4 separate regions of the Mus musculus genome follow, and regions 1, 2 and 4 are each linked to region 3. The links are chromatin loops, found by intact Hi-C in ENCODE. Cell type or tissue: left cerebral cortex. All regions are shown on one strand. Links, peaks and the distances in the headings refer to the core of each region. The heading gives the core; the rest is flanking DNA. Region 1 has its middle 14 kb from the start of Gm35222. Region 2 has its middle 76 kb from the start of Gm35222. Region 3 has its middle 9.2 kb from the start of Mir6349. Region 4 has its middle 68 kb from the start of Gm35222.

Region 1 (7,725 bases), core at 1,538-6,537, 160 kb after region 3:
TTGGGTGAGCACTGTTGGGAATAGGAGCACATTTGTCCTGTGAGGTCCCCGAAGGCTCTCGGTGTCTCTTTGTTTCCAAGCTTTCTGGTACTGTTACTCAGCCCTGTGCATCCTGCAAAGCCCCCTGGCTTTCTCTGACTGTTCTCAGAGCACCCCAGGGGCTCCTGCCTTGCCAGGCCCTTGCCGGGGAAAGGTTCCATGGAGGATAAAGAAGTGGGAGCTGCTCTGAACATGCCAGTGCATTCACTATCCAGCAACAATGTGTCGGGGCTCACAGAGTCCTAATTTGTTTCAAATGAGAGGGAAAAGCAAGAATAATACTATGAGCTGAACTTGGGATATATCCATTTTCATAGCAACCCAAAAAAGAAATGGAATTTTTAATGCACTCCTGTGGAAGGAGGGAGTCACAGAGATAAAAATGCCCAGGCACAGAAAGCCATCTGAAACCCTGAAACCCAACTATGGAAAATAGTAGAGAGTTAGAAAAAACGAAAGCCTGACATGTCTGTTGTCCCTCGCCCCCTCTCTCCCTCCCTCCATGTGTTAATTCCCTGTCTGGTTGCTGTGATCAACCACTTAAGGGAGAATGACTTTATGTTGGGGGCTCACAGTTCGGAGTGGTGTAGTCCATCACTGTGGGGCACCAGCCAGGAAGAAGAGAAAGGGGAAATGCCTGTTCTCAGCTGGCTTCCTTCCTTTCAAATCTCTCTGGAGACACCCACAGGTGTGCCTCAGCAATGCCCTAGGTGAGGCTGGGAGATGACTCAGTCCATGTTCCAGGACCTACATCTGATCCTCAAAACTTACAAAAAAAAAAAAAAAAGACTATGTGATGCGCTCCTAATCCCAGCAGAGGGGGCAAAGAAAGGTGGGTTCCTAGAACTCACTGGTTAGCCACCTTAGCCTTCCAGGCTGGTAAGAGACCATATCTCATTTAAAAATAATAATAATAATAATAAAAAAGGTAGATTGTACCTGAGAAAGGACACTAAAGTTGTTCTCTGGCCTACACACACACACACACACACACACACACACACGAGTGTGTTTCTAAATTCTATAAAGTTGATAGTTACAAACTATTATATTCTCTCCTCTTCATTGGCTCATTAAACGTTTGAAGCACTGGCAGGGCTAGCCTGTGGTGCTGGGTTAAGGCACTTATCCTGTGTTCTGTGACCAGAAAAGCTGTAAGGTACCCCCAAAAGAACCTTGTTACCATGCCCCAGAGCCAGGCTGGGATCTAGCAGGCGACGAGCTTTAGTAACCACACCCTTTCCATCCTTCTGGTGACTCTCTTCAACGCCAATAATGCGCAGGTTCTAAAACCTCCCACATCTTCTCTGGGCTGTGAGGGGTAGCAAAGCTCACAGGCATCGGCCTGCAGCCGGACACGCACAGTACATGTCCCTGCTCTGGAATGGGGCCAGGGGCTAGAGGAGCTTCAGAGCCCGTGTATAATGGCGGGATGTGGAAGTGTGGGTGAGGGAGGCGGGGCTGAGTGTACCAGAGAGTGATGTAATGGAGTTTGCATTTTGAAAGCATCACTCTGTGGCCTTTAGACGATGGATCGATTGTAAAGGGAGCAAAGTGGAAGCAGGGCAGCAATCAGAGAAACAGCGATAAACCACAGGAACATGGTGCCCTGAGTGCGCTCGGAGGCGTGATGATTGATGGGCAGCAAGCCACATGGGCGATGTTGAAATAAGATCACTGAGCCTGGAGGTGGTGTACAGACTCTCCAGATCATATGAAGAAGGAGAAGGTTAGAGATGGGCAAGAAGAGGTAGGAAGGGGAGTGTGGGCTCTCTCAGCGTGTGTAATTTTAGGGTATCAGAGGACACGTGTGAGAGTGATGGGCTTAACAGAGGGGTTCCTACAAGAGAGGGCTCTTACCCATCCCAGACATTATTAAAGACAACAGAGCAACTCTGCTGAGTTCTGCTCATTTGCTGCTTATTACCGTGTATCCACAAAGATTTGTTACAGAATGTCTTCTTGGCCCCTTAACAAAGAGACTCTAATGATAAAAACCACTGGGGGACCGCAGCAGGCTGTTTATTGAGTGACTTGATGTTTCCAATGCCTCTGTACCAAAGGCCTAATTTCCCATTCCAAACCCTTTCTTCAGCTGTTTGTCCCCAGGTGGACGTGTATAGAGGACAGTCATGAAGATGCAGGGTACCAATCAGGCATTGACTTTATCTGTCATTTCTATCACTATGACAGAATATCCAAGGTAAATTATGTTAAGAAGAAAAAAGGTTTATCTTAGTTCATGGTCCCAGGGGCATCATCCCATGGGCAGCTGCCTCCATTAGAATGGCTAATGGGAAGACAGAATATCATGGGGGGGGGGGGAGACAGGATCACATGTCACAGGAGGTTGCATGCCTTGTGACAGTCAGGGAGCAGGCAGAGGATGTCTGTATGACTGGGATTCCTCCTTCTTCCTCTCTTGTCCCACATGGACATTCCCTTCCCATGTTAGGAAGTGTCCTCCCAGGCATGCAGAACAGGGCTTTACGAATCTAGGTGTCTCTCAAGCCAAGAGTCAAAGTTAACCATTGCACAGAGGCAAGCTTGAAAGCAGAGTGGAAGAGAAGATGAGGAGTCTGAATTCTACTCTGGCTAAACCTTTGTGCCTTCAGGAAAGTCATCGTCTTGTCTGAGCCAACCTCCAAGTGAGCAAGACTACTCTGATTCCATGGTGACCAACATTGTTACTGTATCGGGACTCCAGGGACACACGAACGGGGAGAGTCTGGTTCTCAAGTATGCATTGGTTCTCCTGGATGTGTAGAGAAAGCCTCATCTTTTATCCTTCATCCTTCCTACGGCCTTCTGGGTCAAAAGGGAAAGCAGTTACAACTGGTGCTGCCTTCAGCTGGAGCCTCCCTTTGCCAGGTAGGGCAGCCCTGGAGCCTACCCAATGCCCCTTCCCAGTGTAACTCCTGTGGTGGATGCAGGTCCAGAGGACATCTCAGTTTCTATCAACCAAATCATAAGCATCCCCCTCTGTCCACCTTTCCCACCTCATCAAGCATTTCTCCCTTCTAAGCGCTGCTATGAGGATGGGACAGGCATCCCTCAGCCTCCATCCTCATCCATAGACTCGTTTCTGTTTAAGCAAGACCCCCGACCTTCGTCAACCTGAGCATTAAGTTCAGGTCCCGGCACTGAGGTGAAGGACCAAGCATACATGGTTGGTAGTCTCTGGGGCTTGGGAGGCTCAGAGTCAGCCTACGGCAACCAGAAGAATCAAGTCCTCCCACAGCAGCGATTCTCCAGAAATGTTGCCATGGTAAAGAGGGATGGTAGAGCAGCTGGTGCTCAAAGAACCACTAGTATTAGAGGCTGCTGGTGATGCACACAGACACACCCAGGTTCATTCTGCCCAAACAGCATGAAAGTGTGTGTGTGTGTGTGTGTGTGTGTGTGCATATGTGTGGTGTGCATGTGTGTGTATGCACATGTGTGTGTGTGTGTGTGTGTGTGCCTGTGTGTCTGTATGTGTGTGTCTGTGTAAGAACACGGGGTCTTCAGTATGCACCCTTTACCACCGAGCTATGCATCTTTCCTGCTGGATGTGTTTTGTGATGACTGGAACTCCAAGTTTGGCCAGGATAATTCTGATGTTTATTGCTTATTCATGAACTTAGGAGGCTTCTGAAGAGACAAGCAAATTTAGAGTGTGGCCACTGTTACTCAAAACATAAAATCAGATTACCAAGATGCAGAACGGCAATGGTGACAGGCAGAGATTCTCAGCCCCAGAGCCTGTCGTGGAGATGAGGAGAGGCCAGTGGAGGGTTTTACTGCCAAGTGCTAGGCAGGAGTTTTGAGTCAGGGAAGTCTTGTGTGGTCATTTTGCTTCCACCTGCGACTCCTGCCTCAGGACGAACCAATCCCATTGGTGGAAATCTGTGTATTGAGGCTCTGCTTGGTGGAGACCCAAATGATGCAACTTCTGATTGGCTGGGGCCTGGCTAATTGCAGATGTTTATTGGTGAACTTACATACAGTGCAGATTTTGATCAGAGAGTTGGTATGGCTCGCCTGTCGTGAACCATCTCAAACCATCATGCTACCTTTATGGATGCATCATCTCCATATTTCATTAATAATGAAGGGCAAGGGCAGAGCTTGAATCCAAACACCTTCCTCATGATCCTAAGCATATGAGACAGAGATGGGTACAAGGCAGGTAACCTCAGAGCAGGCATACTTTAATGATCAAATAGGAGGCAAATATTCCAAGCAGAGGAAAGGAAGCAAAGAAATAATTAAACTCACTGTGAAAAACTGTTTGCCATTTGTGTGAGTCAATTCAGGTAATTTTGTGCTTTAAACTTCTGCTACTAAAACCCCACGAGCAGCTTAACTTCTCCAAAGTAAGTGTGGCGACGCTGTGTTAAGTGTCATGACAGCCACGAAATCACTTTCCGGGGCGCTATGAGGAGCACAGAATGTTATTGTTCAGTAGATTAAGATTATGGTGACTAACGTGTTATGAGCAATGTGCGTGGGAGATGATGGAATATATCCAAAGCTGTGAGGGAAAGGGTACAGGAAAAGCCTCTCTTGATGCTGCTCCCCGCCCCCGGCTCCTGCCAAGCTCACTACCCACAGCCTTCAAACAGGTTTCTTCTGGTGGTGGAGATGCAGGGTGGAGATGGGAACAGTGGCCCAATGGATCACACCTGTGTGTGCATGAGCGAGTGAGTGCGCATGTGCACGTCTGCCTGACAGCACAGGTACCACACATTAGTGGAAGATGTTGCAAGACTGGTTCAAGGGGCACACAGTAGGTGATACCAAGGCTAGACACCTGCAGCTTGAGGAACCTCAAACTGTTGTCCCTTTCTTTATACTTTTTCTATCTCAGTGTCCCCCAGCCCTAGAGATCTCCTATCTCCTGCCCCACCCCAACCCTAAAACTCTCAATGTCCCACGTTGTCCTTGTAACCTAGTGATTGGTCCTCAGCAGATGGGGAAAACTTTTCTTTCAAATGCTATGTTCTCAGAGTCCAACGTTATTCCTGTAAAAACTACTAAAATAATTGTGCTCCCACATTCCTGTAACTATAGCGCTAGGAAGGTGGGAGCAAGACACTCGAGGTCATCCTTGCCAAGATACTGAGTTCAAGGCTATCCTGGGATAAAGATCCTGGAGAGAGGGGGATGTGGGGTGTTAGCATGGGGCAGGTGGGGGGCAGCAGAGAGAACACTTAATTGCCCAGGAGACCAGCAACCAGAAAATTTTTTAAAAAAATAATATTATTATTTAGGAGAATTTCATTCAGAAGGCTCCAAAATCCCACCAGCAAACAATAGATTTAGGAAAATAAATACTATTTTCATAAACATTTGGGATATTCAATTCAGTTTTTGTGCTGAATTTCAATATAAGGAATATAAATTAAAAGGACTAACAAGGCCTGGTGTGTTTTTTGTTTTTTGTTTTTGTTTTTTTTTGTTTTTGTTTTTTTGGCTTGTTTTATTTTGTTGTTGTTGTTTTTGTTTTTCCTCTTGTTTTAAGCCACTAGCATTGGATTTATTCTACTATTACAAGATATTTCAGACACTCAACAAAGAGGCCTGTGGTGGTTAGTCAGCCAATGCAGGATCGCCTGTGAAGGGAATCTCACAGAAAGAGGGGCTGCATGAGATTGAGCTATAGTTGTGTCTCAGAGAGATTCTCTTGATTGTGTTGAAGAAAGAAACAAAGCAAAAAACAAAGCAGTATCTTAATAAAATAGGTAAAGAATGACTTTTTTTTTCTTTTTCTTTTTTTTTTTAGTGCAGGGGATTGAGCCTAAGGCTTCATGCTTATGGGGCAAGAGGTTTTAGCAGTGAGGCACATCTCCAAGCCTCTGTCATCACAATTGTCATTGTCAACATCATCATCGTCATTATCTTGAGATGGAGTATCAGTATGTTGTTCTTGAACATACTCTGAATCCCAGACCGTCCTTGAATTTGAGATCCTCCTGCCTCAGCTTCGAAAATGCCTAGGATTACAGGCCTGCACCACCAGTCTGGGCTAAGAACAAGCCATCAACACAGCTCCCTGACCCCCTGACCCCCACACCACTCCCACCAAAGTTCCCTTCCATGTTGGAAAAATTCAACCTGGGGCAAGAGCCAGCGCTAGGCCAGATTTCAGGGTGCTTTCCTGGGAAGAAGAACAAATGTCCCACTGTCCTGATCCTTCACACACACTGCAAAAGGCATCTCCCTCAAGAAAAGTCTTCTGCCTCCTCCATCAACCCGAGTTCCCTCTCTACCCGGTACTGAGTTTTCCTTAACCAAGCCAGGAGGCCCGGCCTGGACGAGCTCCCTAGGACCAGCGGATGCTCAACAGGTGCTTGATAAAAGATGGAGCTGAACACACTAAATGCCTTTAACTATTCGCCACAACTAGGCTTTAACTTGACTCGTTGTGACACCTAGTGGTGACTTCTTTCCACTTTGCTCCAACAGGATTAGCAGGAAAGTGTAGTTCCTACTACAGCAAAGGCAAAGCAAACCAGCTCTGGTCCAGGAACCTAGGATGCAAGAGCACCTGGGTGGCAAATGGTCGGTCGGTGTTTGCCCTCTGTGGCTTGCAGGCTAGCAGCGCTCACTGCTCTCATCAGGGTCAGTATAGCACTCACACTGCTCCGCAGCTCCGCGGCAGGAAGCCCACAGGAAATCATGGCTTCCATGTCACGTTGCAGAAGGGTAGCTGAGCCATGGAAACTGTCCCTGTTGCATGGAGCTACCTCTATTGCCCCTGTCTCAGGGGCAGACCTCAACAGTAGAGCTTTTATCTAAACAATCAAGTCCCTGGGTTTTATCTTCAACACCTTGTACCTTGCCAAAAGGGGGCGGGGGGAGCCATAAATTACCAATGTATGACAGTTAAAATAAAATTGAGCAGGCCGGGTGGTGGTGGTGCACGCCTTTAATCCCAGCACTTGGGAGGCAGAGCTAGGCAGATTTCTGAGTTCGAGGCCAGCCTGGTCTAAAGAGTGAGTTCCAGGACAGCCAGGGCTATATAGAGAAACCCTGTCTCAAAAACAAAAAACAAACATACAAAAAAAAATGAGCAAGAAATTAAAGATCTGTGATGTTTAATGGCACTCAAAGTATCTGTGAAAGTGTTAATGTTAGGTATGTTTTCAGAGGAAACTTCAGTATTAGATATAAAAATAGTACATGCAGCATGCATTTACCTCTTACCCTGTAAACCACTTCTTGGAATAAATTCTAAGAAAGTGGTTACAGAATAAAGAGACAGCCTGCAGGATCAGAGAAAACCTAGCTAGTTGAACATGACAGGATTAGCATCTAAACCATATAAAGAACTCGAGAAAAACCTAAAGAGCCAAACAGCTCAGCTGATAGATTATCAAGTTCAGTAAGCAGTTTCCAAATGATAAAATACAAATGATGGATAACAATGTTTTTTACAACCTGGAGGCTCACTAAGCATCAGAAAAATGTAAAGCAGAATTACATTGAGATTCTAGCTCCCCCCAGTCAGAGTGCCAGTCATTAAAAAGCAAGTAACCACAGATGCTCGTGCCGTGAAAGACAGCTGTGGTGGTTTGAATGGAAATGGCCACCATAGACTCACAGGGAGTGGCATTATTTGACATGGTTAGGAGGTGTGGCCTTGTGGGAGTGGGTATGGCCTTACTGGAGGAAATGCCACTGGTGGCTGGGCTTTGAGGT
Region 2 (7,725 bases), core at 1,611-6,610, 75 kb after region 3:
AGAAAGCAGCAGTGGACAGTGACCAGAGAGGAGGAGCCATCCCTGAATCATAGAGCAAGGACTGTCAGAGGTCATTGCTGTTCTTCCCACAGGGAGGACTACATGTTCTCCTTCCTGAAGAGCTCTAGGCTGGTGAGCATTTCTATTGGCAGAAATGCCAGACACCGAAGTAGGAAGATGCTGTCTAATGGCCTTGGATCTCCCTTTTTCCCCATCTCTACATTTGAGGGTAGAGTGCTCCTTCACTGTTGTGGGCTTCACTGTGTGCCCATGGTGAAGCTCAAAGGTCTTCCTGTCTACTGAAACAATAAATGAGAATGTAGAGTCAGAGACCAAGTAAGTGTGTGAGAGTTAAAAACAAAGCAAAACCATGGTGAGATCCATTCTAACGACAGCCTTGGCCTATGGGAAATTTTTAGATGACTGACTCTTGGTGACAAGTTCATTCTAGAAATTCCCAAATCTACACCACCCAGGATGATGTTACTATCTGCCAACGTCCCTAGACCAAATTTGACACAGTGACTTTTCTAGTTGAGTTGAAGACTTGGGAGTGTCATCCAAGCATTCCACTGGTCCCTAAGGCTCCCAACAGCTGCCTGCTGGCCTGCATCTAAGGCTGTGTTGGAGAAAAAATGAACTCCGTGGGATCAGGTTTCACATTCAATTACGGTCGAAATTAGGAGCAGGAAGGAAGTTGGATATATTGAGCATCAACAATGAGCCAGGCACTATTCTAGGTTTTAAGAATATGGAACCTAAATTTGAATTTGAAACTGGATGCAACGTTACATAAAAATAGGTCAGCGCAGATAGCTGGTATAAGGGTTACAGATGTGTCCAGAGACTCTGAAGACTGCATGGGGCCTGGGGCTGATGTGGCGGTGTGCAAGGCCACTCTTTAAGTGCCTGTTGTTTTTGTCACTAAGGTACCACAAGGGCTGTGGTCCAGAGAGCCTAGACAAAGGCTTCTCATCTGTTTTTAGACCATGAAGACATTTGCTAAGCCGTTCAGAGGACCGTCCCCTGCTGGGGAAACAGAGAGGCTGTTGATGGATTTCTAAGGAGGGATTATTGTATTCTTCTCTTTGCTTGTCCTACTCAGTGAGACCGGGTTTCTTTTTAAGACACGTGTAGGATCCTTCTCGTTGGGAGCTATGCATATGTATCTGTTTAATTTTAACTCCAGTTCCCCACCAAAAGGCAAGTTCATTTACTCAGAGCCTAGACAGAAGGCTTTCCCAGGCCTGACACCTTGCTTGTTTGCTACTTAAAGTCTCTTGGAAGAAAAGAACAGATTTTTGCATTTAGTTCCCTTTCTTATTTCTGGGGGGAAGGAAAAATTAAATCCTAATTTTTAAATCCAACTGTCCTAATTGGAAAGGGTTCTTGGTCTATTTCATGGCAGTCTGTTTATCGCTGGTAATTGCCCAGCGTCCTTGGCCTCTCCTGACACAGGACGCTCTCCAACAACGTTCTGAGCCTGTTCCACAGTAAAGAAAGCTCCATGGAGCCCCAGGTGACACAATGGGACCTTCTTCTCTCCCCACCTCACTCCCCAACTCCCGGCTGTTCTGTCCTGTGGACATAATTCACACAGTCTGCGTCTGTCCGCTCCGGGCTGCCCAGCTTCTCTCTGAAATCTCCGTCATCTGTGTGTGGTTATAAGACTAGAAATCTGTGACTGTGAAATCTAACTCAGCAAGCAGCCAGGCAGGGCATGAGTCATCTGCCGCCTGCCCTGCCCCAGGACAGCCAGGACTGAGGACTTGCAAGATAAGAAGGCACTGGGGTTGTTTACTGTTCTGACGCTAAAACCAGGGGACAGAAATAACTTTAGAGCGGAATGAGTTTTGTCGGCTTATGGTTTCAGGTGGGTTTGGTCGTGGACACCACTGTGCTTTAGGGAAGGCATGGCTGAGCTACTCGGTTCATGGTGGTGGAAGTGAGTGTATGAGAGAAGCTGTTTACATGAGGGTAGATCAGAAGTCAGGAAGTGGGTGGGGATACCAGACCCCATGGACGCCTTTCCAATGACTAGCTAGGCCCCATCTCCTGTAGCTAGAGAGCAAGTGTTCACACCACGAGCCAGGAGAGAACCTTTCAGCCATAACCAGGCCTGTTAAAGGCAGGGAGCTCAGAGTAAGAAAGGGCAGAAGCTTGAGTTGTATAGTGTAGTTAAAAGGCGGCATTTCCCCACACAACACAGTGATGTAGATGACACAGCTGTCAACGACAGCCTTAGGAACTGGCGGAGAGATGAAAAAGCCATCGAGATAACTGGAAGGCAGATAGTGCCAAAGTAGAAACTTCAGACGGGATATTTGGATGGAATTCATTTAAGCAAAGAAGAGTCACGTAACCAGAAGAAGTTCAGAGAGCTGGGCCAGTAGGCTGACAGGATGACAAGCTGAAAGACGGAGCAAACGGATTTGAATGGAAAATCCACAGTGAGAGGCTGTTTGATGAGTTTTGATTGGTAAGGTCTTCAGTTACCTTCTATTGTTGATATTGGACATTGTTGTTATTTTGATGCAGGAACTTAAAAGCATGGAGACACCCAGCCTGACAGCCTGGGGGAAGAGTTTAGATCCCTAATCTACGATGAAGAAGGACTCTAGGGATGATAAAGAACAGAAGTGGTATACTACTGGCCCATAGGTGTCTTCTAGTTTGGTTTACAGTGGTGGGTGTGTGTGTGTGTGTGTGTGTGTGTGTGTGTGTGTGTGTGTTAGTCAATGTTTTTAGATGATGCATGAATCCTTTGCTCTAGCTTCTACATCTACTCTCATCCTCACTGACCTCTTCCTTGCTGCACGAGACCTTATTACCCGCTGAACAGCGAGGAGGGGCAGACCAGAGTGGGAAAGACCACAGCTCCCTCATGTCTTGACTACACCTTACCAAACCCGGGAGGAGAAGAGCTGAGGCTGAGCTGGCCAAGAGCATCAGACTTGGAAAAGAGCATGGTGCTCCTTTCTCCTCATAAAACCACTCATGCGTGTGATTTGCATTAAAACACAGGGGTGTGTCGTTTGTAGACTCTCAAACATGTGCAGGAGAGGCATGGAACAAAAAGTTCACAGGAAGAGAGTCAGGAGCAGGTGGACCCAGCTGCAGAAGACCTTAGAGCAAATAGAAGTGCCCTTTCTGGAGACAGGGAGCTCTCTGTTCCTTTGTTTGTAGTTTGCTAGGAGAAGATTCATAAAGGTTATGTATGGGCTTGGGAGAGGACTCTTACCCGCCTTTGATTCAGAGAAGTTGCTATGACCGAGCTCTGTAAAGAACACACAGTTTTTCTGAGAAAACCACTTGTTCCCTTGGAAACAGAAAGAGATATTTAGGGATTAAAAATCCTCATGGCATGTCCTTGTCTTGGGAGAACGGGTTCAATGCACACACCCTATAAGTAATTTAAAAGGCTGGATGGCCTCGAGACCAGCAGGCTCTAAAGCAAAACCCAGTCAGGCACAGAAACAGAAGAACACACACTAGAAAAATATACCCTGTTCCACCTTGGATGAGAAAGGAAAAGAAAGCATCTTGACATAATGACTTTGACTGTGGAGGGAAACTACACAATTCAATTGCAATTCAAGATGAACATGAAAGATGAGGTATGGGGAGGTGGGGAGAGAGGACTCGGGAGGGAAGCAGAAGCACTCGAGGGAGCAGAGTCGGTGCAGAAGGCACTGGGTGGGGTGAGGGGGGCACAGGAACACGATGGAGGTTATTGTTGATGAGAAATCCAGGGTGAGAGCCAGGAAGCAAAGGAACCCAGCACTGGGACATCTGAGTCTCTGGGAAGCCAAAACAATAGATTGTGACACACAACAGAACAGAATTCAGAAACATTTCCCGACTTATTGGATGTTTATGTACCTTGTACCAGGAAGCTTTGTCTTACATGGCTTCCACGTGAGGTGCAGTCTGTAACGTTGTTGGACCTCGAGGGTGCATCATTTGGAGAGTTAAGAACAGCACATTAAATCGTGCACAAGGAGAACAAAACTCGGGGTGAACTCGGATTTTAGCAAAACAGCATTCACCGAGAGAAGAGGACAGAGAAACATTTAGAAGATATTTAAGGAAAGTGCAAAGCAAGAATTTTATATCATCCAAGCTGTTCCACAATTATAAAGGCTATGGAAAAACACTGTGAACATACACGCTCTCCCAGGGAGAAAAGCTTTGAACATACGAGAGCTCTGAAAGCAGAGCTCTGAACCCTTCAGAGTGAACAACCAGAGAATGAACTTTGACCAACTGAGAATTGACTTAAGGAAACATTAGCCAAGAGTTTGACTATTTACAAAAAGTAATTTACTAGGTTTAGGCACAAAATTAATGTAACTGGGTTACTAGAACTCATGATAGAACATAAATACTCTGTGTCTTGACAAGGTAGAAATAATAGGACAAAAATCAGGACAAGAGAGGTAACCATGACAGGAGCTAGAGTAATTAAAACATCAATAAAGTCAAGGCAAAGGCAAGGGTTTAAAGTTAAAGAATCAAGGCATGCATGGGTTCATTTTCTATTACTATAGCAAAATGCCCGAAGCTGATTAAACTCTAGAGATTCCAGGACATTGATTGCGTCTGAACCAGCTTGGCTCTGCTGAAGAGCTCACGGTAGCTGGTCCATGTGGCCACATGCAGGAGAAGAGGAAATCAAAGCTTGCCAAACTTGGGACTTCCCCCTGGGAACCTCATCATCTAGAGGCACTTCAGGAACTCACAGCACAACCCTGGAGACCAAAACATTTACTACCCAAACCACTGAGGGAACAAACTACATTTAAACCATAGCAGCATGCCAAGTATCGAAGTTCAAAGTAAAAAAAAAAAAAAAAATCAATAATGACTGTATTAGCAGCCATAGCAGAGATAGAAGGGAGAGAAAGAATGTTAGGACTTAAATATCAGGACTTAATTCTCTTGTTTTGAGGTCTGTCTTCCTACTTTTTCTTCCTTTCTTTTCCTTTCTTCTCTCATTTGATCTGGTCAGAGATTCTAACTGACTATACAGAGAACAAAATCACGTGACAGGTCTTAGATGCGCTCATCTACCATATCAAGAACCACACACCCATGCACTCATGAGGGCAGATGACTTTCATGCCACATTGTAAAGCAACATTTGATTTGAATGACTTTGAAGCGGCACAGCTAAGGCAAACCACAAGAGTAGACAGGCAATCACAGGGTGAGAGAATGTGGTCCGTCAACCTGAGAATAAAAACAACACCCCCCCCCCCAAAAAAAAAGAAATCAGGGAAAAATATATAACAGAGAAGGGACTGTTGCAGTGCTAAAGGATACATTGCATAGCAACGCTGTCAGGAAATGGATGCACATAAAATCGCACGGCAACAGAATCACAGGTAAGTTACCGAGGCTGTGGGAAGACGTGGGGATGTGAGGGCATCAGGAAGCTTTCCAAATTTATGTCAGATTAAATCCCAAAACTAAGCAGATCCAACGAAAGCTGGTGTTTAACAGTTGTTGAGATCTATATACTGAAAACAGAGAATTTGCTCTCCTTCAACGGTTCAGGGAGCATCCTCGAACACTTATATAATTCCTATAATGAAAACTTCAACCAATTTATCAAACTAGAAGTAGTTAAGGCCATACTACGATTAACCTACATGTTGGCAGTGAATCAAGAGACAAAAAAAAATTTCTTCTAACTAAAACTTTTTAGAAAGGAAATAAGTATCTTAGACACTTGTTACATCAAAAAAGATTCTGTGGGGGAACAGGGCTTGAACAAAATCTGTGTAGCAGGGTCTGGAGAGCCGGCTCATGGGTTAAAATGGTTTGCTGCTCTTCCAGAGGACTTGAGTTCAGCTCCCAGCACCCACCCAGAGCAGCTCACAAGGGTTGTAACTCTACTTCCGGGGGTCTGACACCCTCTTCTGGCTTCTGCAGGTACGTACATAGACTCGAACATACACATATCCCTCAACAAAAAGGAAAGGAAATCTTTGATAAGGCTGTTAAAAGACCCTGAAAGTCAGCCCTTATGGCATTGCTGACAGGAGATCACACACTCTGAAGTGTTTATGCCAACACAATTCAACAGACAATGAAAATTATTTTAAACATTGCTCTCAGTTTCTAAACTCATGATTGTCTTTAAAAACCAATATTAACCATCAACTTAAATATGTTACTTAAAGATTGATTTAATTGAGGCATAATTGATGTAGAATTAACTACCTAATGTCAATGTGTCTGGTCCATTGAACTGTGACATCTGCAGCCTCCTGTAAATGTATTACAGGACCAAGACAACGAACACACTTATATCCCATAAAGTTTCTGTCAAGTATTTTTATAATTCCTCTCTCTCTTTCTTGCTGATTTCTTAGGGTTTTACTGCTGTGAACAGACACCATGACCAAGGCAACTTATAATGGACAACATTTAATTGGGGCTGGCTTGCAGGTTCAGAGATTCAGTCCATTATCAAGAAGGCGGGAAGCATTGTAGCATCCAGGCAGGCACGGTGCAGGAGGAGCTGAGAGTTCTACATCTTCATCTAGAGGCTGCTAGCAGTATACTGGCTTCCAGGCAGCTAGGATGAGGGTCTTAAAGCCAATGCCTACAGTGACACATCTACTCCAACAGAGCCACACCCACTCCAACAAAACCACATGTACTCTAACAAGGCCACACCCACTCTAACAAGAACACACCCACTCCAGCAGGGCTACACCTACTCCAACAGGGCCACACCTTCTAATAGTGCAACTCCCTGGGTCAAGTATATACAAACCATAACACTTGCCTCTCCCAGTCCTGTCCCTAGTCTCTGACCTACTTCCTGTCAATAGAGTTTAGTTTGCAGTTACAGAATTCTAAACACATAGAATCATTAAGTGAGTGTCTTTGGCCTGGTTCTTTTCATCCAGTTCCATTATTTCACCATTCATTGCAGATGTTTACAGATGTGATGGTGTGGTGTCTGGGATGTACCTCAAAATTATCTAGAGGTGTATATGGGTAAAACAAAAGATAAGTTGTGAACATGTAGCTCTGCTTGCACACACACAACTGTGATGGGGCATAAAGTAACCATCACCATACTAAAGATGGAATATGGACACATGATATACTACTATTCTGACAAATATATGTTTTTATTTTTCTAAAAGAAAAAGGGGGTTATTTATGTCTACTATTATTGGGGTGTGTGTGTGTGTGTGTGTGTGCATGTGTATGTGTGTGTGCATGTGTATGTATGTATGATGATGCCAGAGGTCAACCTTAGCTATCATTCCTTGGAGATATCCACCTTGTGATCTTTGAGGCAGAGTCTCTCATTGGCCTGGAATGCACTGTATAGACAAGGCTGTCTGCCCAGTGAGCACCAGGGATCCACTGTCTCTCCTCCTAGGAGCCGGAATTACAATGTGCACCATTATGCCTGGATTTAAAAAAAAAAAAAAAAAAAAAACATGGTTTCTAGGTATTAAATCCAGGTCCCCATGCTTGCATGGCAAGCGCTTTACCAACTAAACTGTCTTCTCAGGGATATGAAGAAGGTTTAAAAAATAACTTAGGCTCACCTTGTTTTTCTTAAGCTGTTTTACATAATGCTCATATATGGCTTGTCTTGAATTCCTAACTCTTACTTTTAAAAATAAGTTTTCTCCATCTCGTTCTTCGAGGATTTCAGTTCTGCGGGAGAGCAGAGCAAACGCTCCATTTGAT
Region 3 (7,725 bases), core at 1,170-6,169:
TATTCTACCCAGAGCCTCCTTTTGGTCATAACAACTAGCTATGCAATATGAACCGTGAAGGATGAAAAGAGGAGTTACAACTGGAGATGAGGGGCCACAGGGCTTCACAATTTCCTGGTGGAGGTCCACATGAAGTTATGCAGAAGCTGAAAGCTGATGTCTAGAGAGCAGCCTGAGAATGGATGGGCAGGTCATCTTGAGGGAAACTGATGCCCACATCCCTGGCAGTGGGTTTCAAAAGCTCCACAGCCAGGCCTGGGATCGTGTAGTGCATGACGGCCATCCAAACAGGAGGTGACATACTGACACATTTTGTACCAACTGATAAATTGCTATCATTCTGAACTCTCAGGCCATCACAGTACTTTGAACCACCCCTCAGAAATGTCTACCCACAACTGTGAAACCCCAGAGTCCTGTGAGTGACATCTGACTCGTGGCTCTGACTCTGCAGCCTGTACTAACTTCTGTGTTTTTCAAGGATTACCGTACCAAGTTTTCCCTCTCTGGTCTCAGGGTTTGAATTAACCTGATGGTCTCTTAGCTAGCTCACTGTCAATCCCCACTGGCACCTACACTGACCTCCATCCCACATGGACACTCCCAGCTCCAGGTTTTTAGTATGGGTTCTTCCTTCCTTTTTAACCCGATGAATTTTCCTGTATCTCAAGATCTCAATCACGCACCATGGCTTCCAAGACACTGTCTTTGAGTTCTTTTGCCAGGAGTGCATTCTCCTTCTGTGGTGTTGCTTTCCTGTAGGCATATATATGTGTAGCTATCCCTATGTCTTATGACCAAGGGTCTAGAGGTTGACATTTTAGATGTGGTTTTAGTATTGCTACTATTATTGTTGTTTATAGTGTGTGTGATTATATGCACCACATGAGTGCAGTACCTGAAGAGGCCAGAAGAGGGCATCACATTTCCTGGAGCTGGAGTTAGAGGTGATTGTGAACTATATCATCTGTGTGCTGGGAACCAAACACGTATTCTCCAAAAGTGCATTACATACACTTAGTGCTGAGCCATCAAAACCATTGTTTTGTTTTGGTTTTTTTTTTTTTTTTTTTTTTGATGTAGAGACAAATGAAAATCTGCTTCCAGGAGATGCCTTCCGTACTCTCTAGCTGCTTTATCTATTGATCTGATCAGTTCCTACAGCCTGACAACCCCTGTTTTATATCATGTATGGGTCAGGGACTGCCTCTAGCCTTCAGAACCCAGTGTCTGTCTGACTGTCAAAGAAAACTTTATGTGCACTGACCTAGGCAGAGAGGGAGTGATATTTATCACACAGGTTGATCTGAGCCTATTATACCTTATACTCAAATGTCAGACCTCGTGAGCTGGAGGCTATGAAGCCGGTCTAAAGCTCACAGCACACTCTTGAGGTCGGTACCTTCCTGTTTGGCTACTGAGGAAGCGGAGGCCCAGACAGCCCAATAGGCATGTGTCCCCAGTGTCCTCCCCATATCTGGTGTGGACGATGAGCTATAGAAAATGAGCTATAGGGGATTTACAACGTACGCAGCCTTTCCCAGTTCCTGTTTGGTTCCTTTGGCGATCACTTCCCACGTCTGTTCCCACGGACCTTCTTCCTTTCTTTATCCTGAGCCCCTGGATTTGGAGGTCTTGGTGACTCAGTCCATCTGCTCCTCCTAGCCTGTGATGCCAGCCCCCATCTCTCTTGACTGTTTGTTGGTGTGCCGGCGCAGCCCTTGTGTGGTTGGTTCAGAGTTGGTCCTGCTGGGGTTTCGACAGAGGCAAACCTTTTTTAGAAATTCTGTAGAGGGCAAATAAACGAAACAAGAAACTCCCGAAGAAGTGCTCAAATCCTGCTTTTGGTTCTTTAGCTAAGAAAGGCTTGATGGAGTGGGGGCCAGGATAAAGCAGGTCAAGAGGTCATTCGGGGACTGTCATGTGGGATCTAGAGGCCAGTACTAATGCTAGATATCTTACTCCGTAGAGACATTGCTTGTTCAGCAGCCTGTGTTATGAACTCTCTTTCCTACGAGAAGAAGGTATGGTAAAACCTTATCAGTGGTAAAGAAATCCTTTTAACCTCTTGAGAAACTACAGTGTTACCTTAAGTAAGCTGATATGCTAATCAGAGCGCCAACGTTCAGCTGTGGGAACTAGACTCGCGTGCGCTCCGTCTGCTGATCCAACAATACCACAGGAACTTCAGAAATCCCCTGAGGAAGATGCAGAGGGTGGGAAGAAGGGTAACTTTGCAGAGTGATGCAGGACAGAGCTGTCGATTTTATCTGAGGCCAGTGTGGGTGAAGTTCTTCTCTGTTTGGAAACCCCTCCCTCGGGGGCTTTTCATGCCTTTGTGACCCAGAACTCCCAAACAACTTTCCCTCATAGCTGCATGGGTAGCCCTGCAAGGCAAGCCCAGGGAGAGCTTGTCCACTTTATTTGAGGAGAATTGGCACCTGGAGTGGTTCAGTGGCATTTCCTCACAAGATCTGGGGTAGCTGAGAGGGTGGGCAGGAGCTATCTGCAGCATGCTAGGAATGCAGAGAGAGAACGAGGGCAAGGCAGACTTTTAGAATGAACTTTGAGCTGGGCACAAAACTCGGTGGGTAGAAATGCTTGCTGCACATGCGCGAGGACTTAGTTCAAATCCCAGCACCCATGTAAACAGCTGGGTCTGGCCGGGCCCATGCCTGTAACCCCAGCACTGCACACGGAGAAAGCGGCAGGGTCACCGGAGCTTTCTGGCTGAGTCTGTGCTCAAGCGTCCACACCCCTGACCACAACCGCCCCCCCCCCCCCGCGTCCCCGCTGTCTGTAACACAAAGAGACAGAGAGATTGGGGGGGGGGTTGGAGAGAGAGAGAGAGAGAGAGAGAGAGAGAGAGAGACTTTGACTCTTTGACTTAAAGCTTGGCTCACACACTCATGACTGCCCGTGCCTCCTACTCCCCAACGGTCTATTCCAGAAGGTTGAAATAGCCCCGGAGATGTAGTAGCTATCATCTTCAATGGCAGGGCCTGACTCCCACCATGCTTCTGAAAAAGGAAGCCTTGTTTCTGGCTGAGCAGAGAACCCGCATGAACGACCCGCAAGGCGTGGGAGCCGCGGGCCCGGGCTCTCAGGACTTCTTTGTCTGCAATCAGCCCTTCACGCTTTCTGAGAACATGAATGTCTCCCTTCCTCATTAATGGGCGGGTTGTTTTCACCCCTAGGGGAGGAAAAATTGCCCCCCCCCCCCAAACGTGTGTAATGGATTTTTTTTTTTTGATACTTGAAAACATTGCAGTGATTTTGTGCTTCCAAAACAGACATGTTGATAACTTTTCCATATGGTAGTTTTCTGTGATGATTGTTAGTGGCTTGGCAATTTTTAATATTAAATTCCTAGCAGTAAGCAGAATTGTATCCAGTTTTAAATGCATAAGACCAATTCAGTTTTTAAAGACATTATTATTTATTCATATGGTAAGAGTATCTGAAGCCAGGACTGTGGTTAGAGTGTTTGTGTCTCCTGAAATTCTTTTTTAAAAAAGTCTTTAAAAAAATTTTTTTTTATTAAGATGTAATGGCCAAAGCTGGGTGTGGCGGTGTATGTGGGAGGCAGAAGCAGGAGGATCACGCTTTTAAGACCAGCATGAGCTACATGTAACACTGTTCCACAAAACTAAAACACCATGTAACTCGTGCAGTAACTATGCACACGACCACCATACATCGTGAGATTTGAATTTACGTTCAAGTTCTTACCAATCAGGTCTTTTGAGGGTGATTTGGTCTGGGAAGTGGAGCTTATGTGAGGGGCCATAAGGTACCTGTAGATAGGTCTCAAGGAGAGAAGCCATGAAACCACAGAGGGAAGAGGCTGTGTACGAGCCCTCATTGGAACCGGAGCGGTTCCTCTCATCCTGGACGTGTGGCCTCCAGTCCCGCGACAGTAACTTTCTCTTGTTTATAAGCCAGCTGGCATATGGCTTTTTGTTACAACAGCTGGGAAAAGACCCAGAAGCCCCATGTGCTGCTGCTGTCTCTCTTCTGCCCCTGCGGCTTGAGGCTCACGGGGAGACCTGGGGTGTATGCCCACAGGCGCCTCAAGAGGCATCTTGCTCCTGGTTCAGCGTTTCAGGCTTCGCATTTCCCCAAGTTGCCTTTTCCAAATCCAATAACATTCTGTGCGTCAGCGTTGCCAGGGCGGATGCAGCCAGGCCCAGGATAGAAACCTTTCTTCCACGCAGAAATGACTCTCAGGCAAGCAGGCCTGCTTCTCTGCCCGACAACAGGCTGTCTCACACAACTGAACATTTCAAAATGCCTTTTCCTAAAAATACCAAAGACACTTGCAAAACCCACTCCGTATCACTTATCTTTGCCCCGGTGGGTGGTATTTGCAGTAGCAAAAATCACATTTATGCACGAAGCAGAAATGAAGACGACGATTCCTAAGAACGGCATGAGCTCTGGAGTTTGCCCAAATGTGCGAGATGTCTGACATGGAGGCGCATCGCAGCCAGAGTTCCAGGACGTCCCTGTTGAAAGTGTGAATTCTCTTCGGTGAATTTACCAAGGTCAAACCTGCATTATATCAATGCCTCCTGTGAAAAGTAATGGAAAAGAGCCCTTGGGTTCTCTGTTTCTACATACCTTCTACCTCAGTGACTTCTTTCCTGCTTGTCTCTAAATGAATTAATTCTTTTTAACTTGGGAAGGTCATATGAGTTAATGTTTATCGTTGCTGCGGCCGATCTTTGGCAGAAGCAGCTGAAAGAGAGCTTATTTTTTCATGGTTTTAGAGGACTCGGCCCATCATGGGGGACCAGGGGAGGATGGGGCCAGGCTTAGTGGAACAACTCTGTCCTTAGCAGAAAGCAAGCAAGCAGGGACTGTCAGGGTTCAACTGGATTTCTTTTTTACCTTTTTGACTCTGTCTGGGCCCCCAGCTTGTTCGAGATAGTTCCACCTACATATAGAAATGAGTCTTTCTCCTGTCATAAATTCTTTCTGGGTATACCTTCCTAGATACCCAGAGCTGTGCCTCACCAAGCTCCTAGGTGATGCCAAAGTTGAGTAAGATAACAGTGATGGCTAGCTACTACAAGAGCTCTGTGAAGTGTTGGTTCTATTTATTTGCAATAGATGTGGGATATCCCATAAAATACTAACCCGCAGGTGCTAAGTAGAGAATCATTTTGTAAGAGTCATTTCACAGAAATGTCTTACAATGGTTCTCTGGGAAAGGGCTTTTGTGGGGGCACCAAGGGTATTTACCCATCCTTATGGCCATGCAGATTGTATATGGAGCTGGGTGTTCTGTTGTGCACAACAGAATCCACGATCACTGCTGAGACAGAGATTTCTGAAGGATGGGCTGCATCTTCAGGGTCATTGGGTCTGGAGAGAAAAGGCACAGAGATAAACTCATAGGAATGACATCCAAAGTTATACCGTGGTTACTCTGCCAAGAGAGCTGCCATCTTGCTCCTGTGCGGGACTGTGTAGCCTTTGACAACACTGTCGGGGCAGTGTCTCTCCATGTCGTTCAGCTCAGAATCCTGGTCTTCGGTGATTTTATCTGATCTGTCTTCTCTGATCTTGCCCTGAACCCTACTTGCTAAGACCCTGCGATGTGCTCATATATTTGAATGTTTGTTCTCCAGTTAGTGAAATTGTTTAGGAAGGATTAGGATGTGAGGCCTTGTTGGAGGAAGTGTGACCCTGTTGGAGGAAGTGTGACCTTGTTGGAGGTGCTGTGACCTTGTTGGAGGGGTGTGGCCTTGGAGGAGGTGAGGCCTTGGAGGAGGGTGTGGCCTTGGAGGAGAAAGTTTGTCACTTTGAGGTTTCAAAAGCCCTTGTCAAGTTTAATTTCACTCTCTACCTGCTGTCTGTGAATCATGATGTAAAGCTCTCAGCTATTGCTCCAGCACCAGGCCTGTCTGCTTCTCACTGTGATGAGCGTGGAGCAACATGCTAAAACTCTAAACAAGGCCCCCAGTTAAATGTTTTCTTTATAAGAGTTGCCTTGGTCATGGTATCTCTTCAGAGCAATAAAACAGTAACTAAGATAGAATTGTATAGAGTTGAAGGTCAGAGAAGCTCAATGACTTCTGTGGAACTGCACAGACGCTCCGTAGCCCAACCTAGTCATACGACCTTAAAACATGAGGTTTTTTTTTTCCCCCCACACACATCATTCCATTGACACAATGGGATCATAAGAGACAACTCAGCAATTAACAACAGTTGAGCACCCTTGCTGCTCCATCCTGAACCCCCCCCCCCCCCCAGTTTAGATGGCAGCACCCCAGTCCAGTGGCTCACAATGCCTGTAATTCTAGCTCCTAGATATCTGGCTCCTTCTGCTGGCCTCTAAGGGCACTAACACACACATATGTATTCATACACACACACACACACACACACGTTAAATTTCAAGATACAGACAACAATAGAAGCAGCTGGGAAGTTTAGTACTGCATGATGGATATGTTTGTGGGTATGTATGTGTATATGTGTATGTGTATATGTGTATATGTGTATGTGTGTTTATGTGAATGTGTGTATCTGTACATGTGTATGTGTGAATATGTGAACATTTGAAAGGGTTCATGCAGATTTAGTTAATTTTGCTTAAGCATGTATGGTAATTTATATAGTACACAGCAAGAGGATACATTTTATTGAAACTAACTTTGTTATTATTATTGCTATTGTGTATAAGTTGTGTGTGTGTGTGTGTGTGTGTGTGTGTGTGTACATATGTGCCATGGTGTGACTTTGGAGATCTTTGTTAAGCTGGTTCTTTCCTTCTATCATTATGTAGGTCCCAGGAATCAAACTCAGGTGGCCAGGCTTGTGCTGCAAGCCCCTAAACCTGCTGAGCGTCTCATTGGTCTTAGATATTGTGTTTTCCAAACTGGTAACTTTGCTTGTCACTATCCTATTGTTTGCATTAACAAAGCAGGGGCCCACAGGAGTGCAGGGGTGAGCAGGAGTTTCACATCCCTGCAGGGGGTAGGAGCTGGCTCCCATCACTTTTACCAAGTGTCTTTCAAGCTTAGAGAGACTGGCACTGACACCTCTCTGTTCATGGATGCATTCAAACCAGATCACACAGGTGGAAGGGAAGGAATGTTGGTAAAAATGGTGAACTGCACACACCTGTGCCCTTCGAGCCACTCCCATTAATCTCTTCTTCCCAAGTCTTCAGTGGAACAGCTAGCCCTCTTTAATCTCTGTAACCTGTGGTGGGCTGCCCTGTGCCTCGGTCCTCCCCACGCCCTACAGGGAGTCCTCATCAGCTTTGCCTGTGTGTGTGTGTGTGTGTGTGTGTGTGTGAGAGAGAGAGAGAGAGAGAGAGAGAGAGAGAGAGAGAGAGAGACCTTGTGTGATCAGGACCTGAGCTGTAACAGTTCTAGGATTTGCCCACCTCCCTCAATGTGGTTGGACAGATAGGAAGGAAAGAGTTATGCTCAAGCCTTGGGCTCAGTGTGAAACGCTTCCTGGTCACTGGGCACCAGTCTCTCAAATCTCTCCACCTCAAGACTGGGACTCACTTTTTTCTTCCAGGCTTCAGGGGAATCATGGCAGGCCATGACTCACAGAAGCTCTGGGGTATGAGGAGAGCTAGAAGTGTGTCGGAGGAACCGTATTGGTTGCAGTTGCAGGGAGCCAGAAAGGTCAGGTTCTCTGAAGAGGCTGGGCTGGATCTGTGAGGTACTTAAAACACTGCATGTTCTATGGCGGGCT
Region 4 (7,725 bases), core at 1,057-6,056, 82 kb after region 3:
GTGGATCTGTGGAATGATGGCTGGTGATAGACTGCTGCATTTGAAACCGCTCAAGAAATCTTGCCTTCCGGTGCGCTCTAGAGTGTCCTTGGCTCATCCAAAGCACAGAGAGATGGCAGCTGGAGGGAGGCTGGGTCACGGTGAAGCTTGCCCTCTAAGAATGCTTGCTCCGTGTTGGCCAATGACTTCTGGGCATGGGGCCTACCTTGCAGTGTGGTTGATAAACCCAATGACATTACTTTGGAGAAAACTGATTTTCCCTCCCCCAGCAGGAATAAATTGCAGGCAGTTTCCAGAATGGGCCACCAACCCACAATGAGCCCAAATTAGCAGTGTGGGTGACCAGGTGAACCAAATGAGAAGGCCAACTACCCCAGCCTTTTAACCACACATGGTGATATGTGGATGAAGCTCTCCAGGACATCCCAGCAACCTGACTCTAGGGCCATGAGACACCCCAAAGAAGACAGAAGAAACTTCTGAGGCCTCCTCAGCTCACTGACTCATGAGGAATGAGAAAGCAAAGGTTTCACATGGGTCTTCCATAGCCTTGCATAGACGAGAGTCGGCATTCACATCATTGTGTGTATCTCTGTCTTTGGAAAGTTGGTGTGCATTTTCCCAGGTAAACCACAGAGTGGGAGGACACAAGACTTCTATATAAGCTATTTGCTTTCGGTACCAGGCTAGATTTTTAAAAATCTCTCCTGCTCATGAATTTCCTTGTGTAGGAGCAGCTGTCCAACAGATGGCATAGGCAAGTATGCACAAAAAGGGCGACTCTGAAAAGCCTTTGGATAATAGATGTTAGTCTTGGTTGATGGGACTGACTGGGGCTTCCCAGAATGACAGAACCCCATTATGGAGTCAACCATATCCTGCTGAGTCCATCTCCCCAGAACCCGATGAGCACAGGGAAGCCCTGCAGGAAGAGGAAAACCAGGCTTAGGCAAGGTGGCTGCAAAAGAACTGGAAGTCTTGGTCCTGCAGTGAGCTCACTGTGGATCCAGGACATGTTGGCCTTCAGATGCAGGGTTAGAAGGTGTTGCTGCCAAGCAGATGAAGGGGGCTTTGCTTTAGTGGGGGCTGGGGATGCCTCACCATGTGGGCCTGGGCAGCAGCATATGTGTAGACACAGCAGGGCCTCAGCCACAGAAGGGAAAGCCAAAGCGAATGGAATGGCTCCACAGAAGAGCTGCCCTTCTGTGTTTTGCAAGCATTGCCTCCGAAGATACTCCTCTCCTGAGTGAGTGAACTTGTTCTAGCTCACCGCAGTGGGTGCAAACAGACCCCACCCACCATTTCCTGGGTGTGGGTGCTGTGGGCAGATGCCAGAGGGATTTTTAAAAGAAGCCGTGCTATTTAGGGCGTTAGGATCCGCTATCATGCCAAGGCTGCAATATGTCTGCCCATGAGAACTTCCCAGCATCCAGCAGAGGAATGCCATTTCCAGGGCTCACACTGAATCAATACGCCTCCCTGGCACGTTCCTTCTGCGAAGTCACTCTGCAGTCTCCCTTCCAATGAATTCCCATCTCAGAGCTGGGGCGTGGGCCTCGTTTTTAGAGGTGACACTTAGATCCCAGACAGGTTCCTCTAAGTGTCTCTATGATTAGGTTAACTCTGAAAGTGGGCAGGGTGGGAATGTTTTCACATCTGCAAGTGAGACATTTGCCAAGAAGGTTCTAGTTCTGCGTTGTTCCTCTGGATCATGAGATGAAATAGAAAACCCAAGGAAGTAGGGCTTGGTTGGTGGAGCAGATCAGCTCTGACCAGCACAGGGCCTCTGTGCTCATGTGGAAAATGAGAAGTCATTCAGAGAGGAATGTGAGAGGTTATTTTAGGAAATAGAAAAGCAAAATGGATGTTCGCAGACAAGCTAGAATGGACAATGGACCTATATATATATATATATGAATGAGAACATCAAGAACTCAGAGGCAAAGCCCTATTTTTAGACTATTGTATGAGGCTAGGCCAGGGAAGAGTCAATACTCTTCTGACAATGATTACCCACTAAATAGGAGAAGGATAACGAGGCCAAAAATAATCATTGTTTTCAGCCCTCCAAATTCAGGGTGTTCGAAACAGAAACTTCTGAAACATCACCTAGTCAAAAGCCCAACACTTCCTTCCTTCCTTCCTGCCTTTCATCTGAGAGCCCCTGCCATATTACCTGTGCAGGGGTGGGGGTGGGGGTGGAGGACAATTTGGCAGCTTGGCAGCACTAATCTCTGTGTTCCTTGCTCAGGGCCGGAATGTCTTCAGTGTGCACAAGAACAGTGTGGTCAAATGCTGAGTCCCTGCCCAGCTGCAGAGGGTCATGTTCTACTGGTTTAGGACTGAGGATCTAGATCTGGCTTCTCCCCACACACCCAGCAACTATTTCCAAAGGGTTGTATTGGCTTTTGGCCATGGACCTGTAGTCAGTGCTCAGGAGTTGAGGGGGTTTGAGATTCTAGGAATCAGAAGGCACCGGGCATAGGCTTGGGTGAGGCTAAGATGCAAGAAGCTCTTTGGATGAGGGATTGACCTGAACACTGTGGCCATGGTCAGTTAGAACAGCGCTTGGATCAGAAAGAACGTGCACTTCTTGCTCACCTCTCTCTGAACACAGCATAAAGGGCTTTCTGACTTTCTCCTTCAGTCTCCTTCAGTCATGGCGTCTTAGCGTCTTTTCATGTGCTGTGGTAAGGCACCCTAACAAAAAGGAAATGGGTCCATTTTGGCTCTCAGTCCAAGGTTAGAGTCCATCCAAGTGGAGAGATCACTACAGCAGGAGCTTGAGGGAGCTAGTCACGTGCCAGCCATGATCAGAAATGCAGAGCAATGGATGCTTAGCCGACTTCCTTCATGTCACATAGCCTAGGACCCCAGCCCTGGGGATGAGTCCCATGCACAACAAACATGTCATCTCAATTCAGTTAACCTAATCAAAACAGTTCCCCCGCAGGCATGACCAGAAGCTTGCCTCCCGAGTGATTCCGGATTCTGTGGCACTGACGACGCCAAGCATTATGCGTGGGAAAGGCATAGCTAAATGAAGATGTTATGGTAAAATGCCTTATGCAGAGATGGGAAACTTAGCCTGGGGCTGGGGAAAGACCCTGGTAGATAGAGACAGGCACAAAGATGCTGTGTGTGTTGTGGAGAGTGGGCTCAGTCAGGATGGCCAGGCTCTTCCAGGCCGGGCAAAGGATCCACAGGAACTGGTATCCAGGCAGAGTAGATGAAACAGGAAGGAAGCCAGCACTGCCAGGCATAGAATGAGCCTAAAGGGCAGATGAAAACGGTTTCCTAGGATTAAAATGCCAAGTAAGATCCCTGCAGTCATCATATTGAGGGTCATTATCAGAAAGACCTAGTCCAGATTTACCAAGTCACAGTGTGTGACGACCCTTCTGTGACTCTGTAGAAGGACTCTAAATGATATCTTATTGTGATTTCACCCCAACAGCACCAAGTCTCCTTTCCCCCTCAATAACAGATCTCCTAAAAGTGCCTGTTTTCACTACTCTTTACTCTCTGAAACCACAAGAAGTGCAGACCACACCCAGGTCTCTGGAATGAGAATCTCCACTATGTAGGACCAGACTCCCCACAGGATGACTTGATGTATAATGAGAAGCAGAATTGGCTCTTCCTATTGTCATTATTTAGAGGCCTGTTCTCTAAATAATCTGGAGAGGGTGGTGTGTGTTTTCCAGGACTTTTAGTGGCAAGAGACAGGTGCAGCCTAAAGTGGGTGTGAACTTCCGCAACGGGAATGTCTCAAGATAGTGTTTGTTGGCTCCCGATTTGACTGAATCTTAGGGCTCTGAAAGGATCCTCTGGTCTCTCTTGTTTGAGCTTCTTCCCATTGTCTTCATTCTTAGGAAGACTTTATTTAGGAGGGACCAAAGATGACCAAACTCTCTTCATCACGCCTCAGAGACTATTACAGAGGCAAGAGAAGGTCATGAGCTCCTCTAGGACCTCTAGGTCTACCTGTGTCAACCCAGCAGCTGACGTATCAGCTGCTCACATAAGGATGTGCCATTAGCCAGGCTGGGCTGGTGACATCTCTTGGCTGAGAGAAGCAGAGACAGAGAGCAATGTGGAGTAGTCTCTCTGGAGACTAGAAAGATCTCGCCCACAACCTATTTGGCCAACTTCCTTCTCGGTACTTTGCACACTCGTGTGCCTCAGGCACTTTCGGATGAGTGCTGAGAGAACACCTTTAAAACGCCACCACCATCTTACAAGCTGTGTCCCCGAGAGGAGGGAGAGCATGCTGACAAGGTGGGTGCCCACTCTGACCTGCCAGCTAGTCAGTGGGGCTGGGAACTGGCTGTAGGAGTCCGAGTCCAGAATCAAGCAGTAACTGGAAGCGATCCAGTTTGCAGGACTGCCAGGGGCATGAGGCACCTCTGCCTCCCAGCTCAGCCTCAGTCTGCTATTCGGACCTGAAAGACAGACAGCCCTTCCACTTTTGGAGGCATTTAGAAAGATGATTATCATGCCATGGACACTTTTTTTTTTTTTTTTAAGACAGGGTTTCTCTGTGTAGCCCTGGCTGTCCTGGAACTCACTCTGTAGACCAGGCTGGCCTCGAACTCAGAAATCTGCCTGCCTCTGCCTCCCAAGTGCTGGAATTAAGAGTTTCCTTTGGCTCACAGCTTTGGAGGCTGAAAATCTAAGACAGGACAACGGAAGGTTAGCTTTCTGTGAGGCTGCTGGCTGTATTATCTCACGGCGGACATATCATATTAACGGTGTGTACAAGAGGGACGGATCACACGATTAGACTGGAAGCCAGACAGATCCGGAGGTTAAACTCTCTTCACAGCCCCTTGTTCTTGAGGACGCTAACTTACTCTGCAAGATCAGCAATGATTCCTTCCAAGAGGGGTGCTAGAGAGTGTCCTGTGATCTTGCTCACTTCCACTGGATCTCATGTCTGAGAGTTTCCCCCACTCAGTGCCATCATACTGGAGAGCAAGCTTCCAACTGAGGAGCCCCTGGGGGATAGTCACACCATCTCCAAATCATGGCAGAATGGTGCTGGGTTGGCACCTTAGGTATTGGTTTCACCCACCCCCGTGGTGCGTTTCCCCTCCCCCAGCCCTGTGCGTTTGCATCCACGCTTCCTACTGGCCATCTATTATCTATCAGGTGCATTTTGTACTTTAATGATTTGGCCTTTCACTCTGGCTCTGCCATCACGACTGAACTTTAATGGGACTGCAAACACCACTTTAAAATCCTCTTTCAGGCTCTCACTCTGTGTGTGTGTGTGTGTGTGTGTGTGTGTGTGTGTGTGTGTGTGTGTGTATGTGTGTATTATACCTAGTATGCCCATCTTTCTGAGTATAAATCAATCACTTGGAGCAAGAGGATAGAATGGGTTTCTTTTGCTGTGGTGGTAGATCTTGCTGGAGGTGCTGCAACTTGTACTGTGAATACATATATTTCCACTTTCCTTCTGACAGCAATGAGCGATCCAAACCACACCCTTCTCCACCCAGAAGCAGAATGGAAATGCACCCCCTGAAACGTCACCTGCCAGCTATGTGCCTGGCATCTTGGTCCATAGTTTCCAAGGTGACTGACAGGGTGCTGCTGTCACGGGTTCTGTCTGTAACCGTGACAGAGGGAGGCAGTGCACAGAGGGTTTAGGTGGGCAAGCTGTTGAGTGTGGAAGAAGGAAAAGTGTTGTACCACATATGGCTGGCAGGTGAGAAAGATGACATCCTGCCTCATATTTACATCAGTTTAGGGATGACATTTAATAGCAATGTAACATCTATCTACCTTAAGGAAAAGCACAGTATGGCTTGAAAAATTTTAAATTCATGATTTTTTTTCCCAGAAAATTAGAATATCCTAATTATCTAGAAATCTCACTCCCGGTTAACAAACCACATTGTTGATACCAGCACAAAATGCTCCTGTAGCTGCAAGCTGCCTACTCATTTAGAGATTGAAGAGAGGAAGGGTGTGTGTGTGTGTGTGTCCCTGAAAGTGTGTGTATGTCCCTGAAGGTGTGTGTGTGTGTGTGTGTACGTGTGTCCCTGCAGGGTTGTGTGTGTGTGTGTGTTTGTCTCTGAAGGTGTGTGTGTGTGTCCCTGCAGGTGTGTGTGTCCCTGCCAGAGTGTGAGTGTATGTGTCTCTGCAGGTGTGTGTGTCCTTGCAAGTGTGTGTGTGTTTGTGTGCGAGTGTGTCCCTGTAGGTATGGGGGGCATGCAGGTATAGGCACAGGTGCATGTGTATTTGTGTAAGCCACATGTCCTTCCTCATTCTTGATTTTTTTGAATAAACAGGCAGCGCCGACCCCTCGGCAGGAGATCCTAAGCAGTGTGAGAGAAGAGAAGTGTGACGTGAAAGGAAGCAAGGGAGGAAGGAGTTGTATCCTCTCTGTTCTTGACTGTGGATGTGATGTGACTAAGTGGCTTGAGTTTCTGCAATGATGAAAGTGGCCTGAAATTGGAAGCCACATAAACCCTTCTCACCTCCATGTTGCTATTTGTCAGGGCAATTTTATCCCCACCAGAAATGAAACCAGGACAATTCCATTTTGAAACTTGGATTGGGATAAAGTCTATGAAAGCTTCCCAGGCCCTAGGAAGCAATGCGTGGTGGGCAGTTGGAAGTCTGGGTTCTGGGTCTCAGAAATGAGATTAGATGAAGAAAGCCTTCCATCAACATGATCAGGTGTTTGGTATGGAGCTCTGGAAGGGCCATTCCAAAGTGCCCGGAGAAAAATCAGGAGGAAGTGACCTGGGGAGAAAAGAAGGTCGCAGGTACAAGTAATTGTCAGGTCCTTCTTGTCTTCTCCACCCGTGCTTTTTCTCACTCAGGAATCCCAGTAACTTTTAGTCACGCAGAACCCCCTGTCCTGCCCACTGCCCCACCTCACCCCACACCCCATCCCCCACTCCCATTGAAATGCTGAAGCTGAGAAGGTGTCTTCATGGACTCTCTCTTTTAAGGAGGAAATGAGGCTGTTTCAAGATGGAGGGACATAGCCAGGGTTGCCCGGGGTTTGATGGGAAGCAAATCTTTTAGAGCTAAGATGAAGAGGCAACGAAGTCCCTAGAAGAGAGCCCAGAGATGGGATGGAAGAGACAAGACCAAGTGGCTGAGGTCACATCTGTACAGAGGCCAGCTAGATGGGTGGACAAGGCCGAGCTGGGGCCAAGTCATGAGGAGCAGAGAAGCAGTGAGCCTGAGGTAGAAACCAAAAAGTCCAAGGTAGAGCCAAGCAAGGAAGCAAGCAAGCAACAACAACAAACCTGACCTTATGGACTCTGAACTTATGGACTCTTTTAAGAAGGAAGAGTATCCAAGGCTAATTTGCATGGAGTGGTGGCAGAGAGAAGCCATGTCATACCAGGGAAATCCATCCTGAGCACTCTTTCAATATTGTATTTACTTTTTACTCTCCCCACCTTGCGTGTGTGTGTGTGTGTGTGTGTGTGTGTGTGTGTGTGTGTGTGTACACCAATGGGCATGCGTGTGCAGGTCAGAGGACAACTCTGTAAATCCCACTTCTTCCTTCCACTTTTATATGGGCTCCAGGGATTGGGCTCAGGTTGTCAGGCTTTCGTGGTTAGCGTCTTTACCCACTGAACCATCTTGTTCTCTCTATTGTATATGGTTGACTTTTAACATCAACTTGTCACAAGCTAGAATCTCCTGTGTGTGGAACCTCAACAAAGCACTGTTCTGATTGCCTTGATTGAT

What was found. Hi-C counts contacts between places; a loop is a spot of excess contacts. Peaks named below come from ENCODE experiments on the same cell type or tissue, not always from the same donor. Only the 100,000 strongest peaks of a DNase experiment are listed, where the experiment ranks them.
Region 1: it touches region 3 in a loop (8-fold over the local background); 4 of 42 quality-filtered maps call a loop at or near these places.
Region 2: it touches region 3 in a loop (7-fold over the local background); 8 of 42 quality-filtered maps call a loop at or near these places.
Region 4: a loop joins it to region 3, with 8 times the contacts of the local background. A loop is called at or near these places in 6 of 42 quality-filtered maps.

The regions. Positions count from the first base shown.
Region 1 is chr1:39,009,615-39,017,339 of GRCm38, reverse strand. No RefSeq gene overlaps it. Among named protein-coding and RNA genes, the nearest start is that of Gm35222, 14 kb to the left of the region's middle. In left cerebral cortex, for the core only: a CTCF peak has its summit at 6,462 (motif pointing left); DNase peaks (open chromatin) are centred at 3,303, 3,697, 4,538 and 6,452; H3K27ac peaks cover 1,677 bases.
Region 2 is chr1:39,099,713-39,107,437 of GRCm38, reverse strand. No RefSeq gene overlaps it. Among named protein-coding and RNA genes, the nearest start is that of Gm35222, 76 kb to the right of the region's middle. In left cerebral cortex, for the core only: no CTCF peak of the experiment used is centred there; DNase peaks (open chromatin) are centred at 2,099, 2,952, 3,394, 4,033 and 1 more place; H3K27ac peaks cover 4,120 bases.
Region 3 is chr1:39,173,901-39,181,625 of GRCm38, reverse strand. No RefSeq gene overlaps it. Among named protein-coding and RNA genes, the nearest start is that of Mir6349, 9.2 kb to the left of the region's middle. In left cerebral cortex, for the core only: a CTCF peak has its summit at 4,078; DNase peaks (open chromatin) are centred at 2,161, 2,469, 3,032, 4,247 and 1 more place; H3K27ac peaks cover 2,364 bases.
Region 4 is chr1:39,091,353-39,099,077 of GRCm38, reverse strand. No RefSeq gene overlaps it. Among named protein-coding and RNA genes, the nearest start is that of Gm35222, 68 kb to the right of the region's middle. In left cerebral cortex, for the core only: a CTCF peak has its summit at 4,902; DNase peaks (open chromatin) are centred at 1,414, 3,051, 3,656 and 5,556; H3K27ac peaks cover 2,845 bases.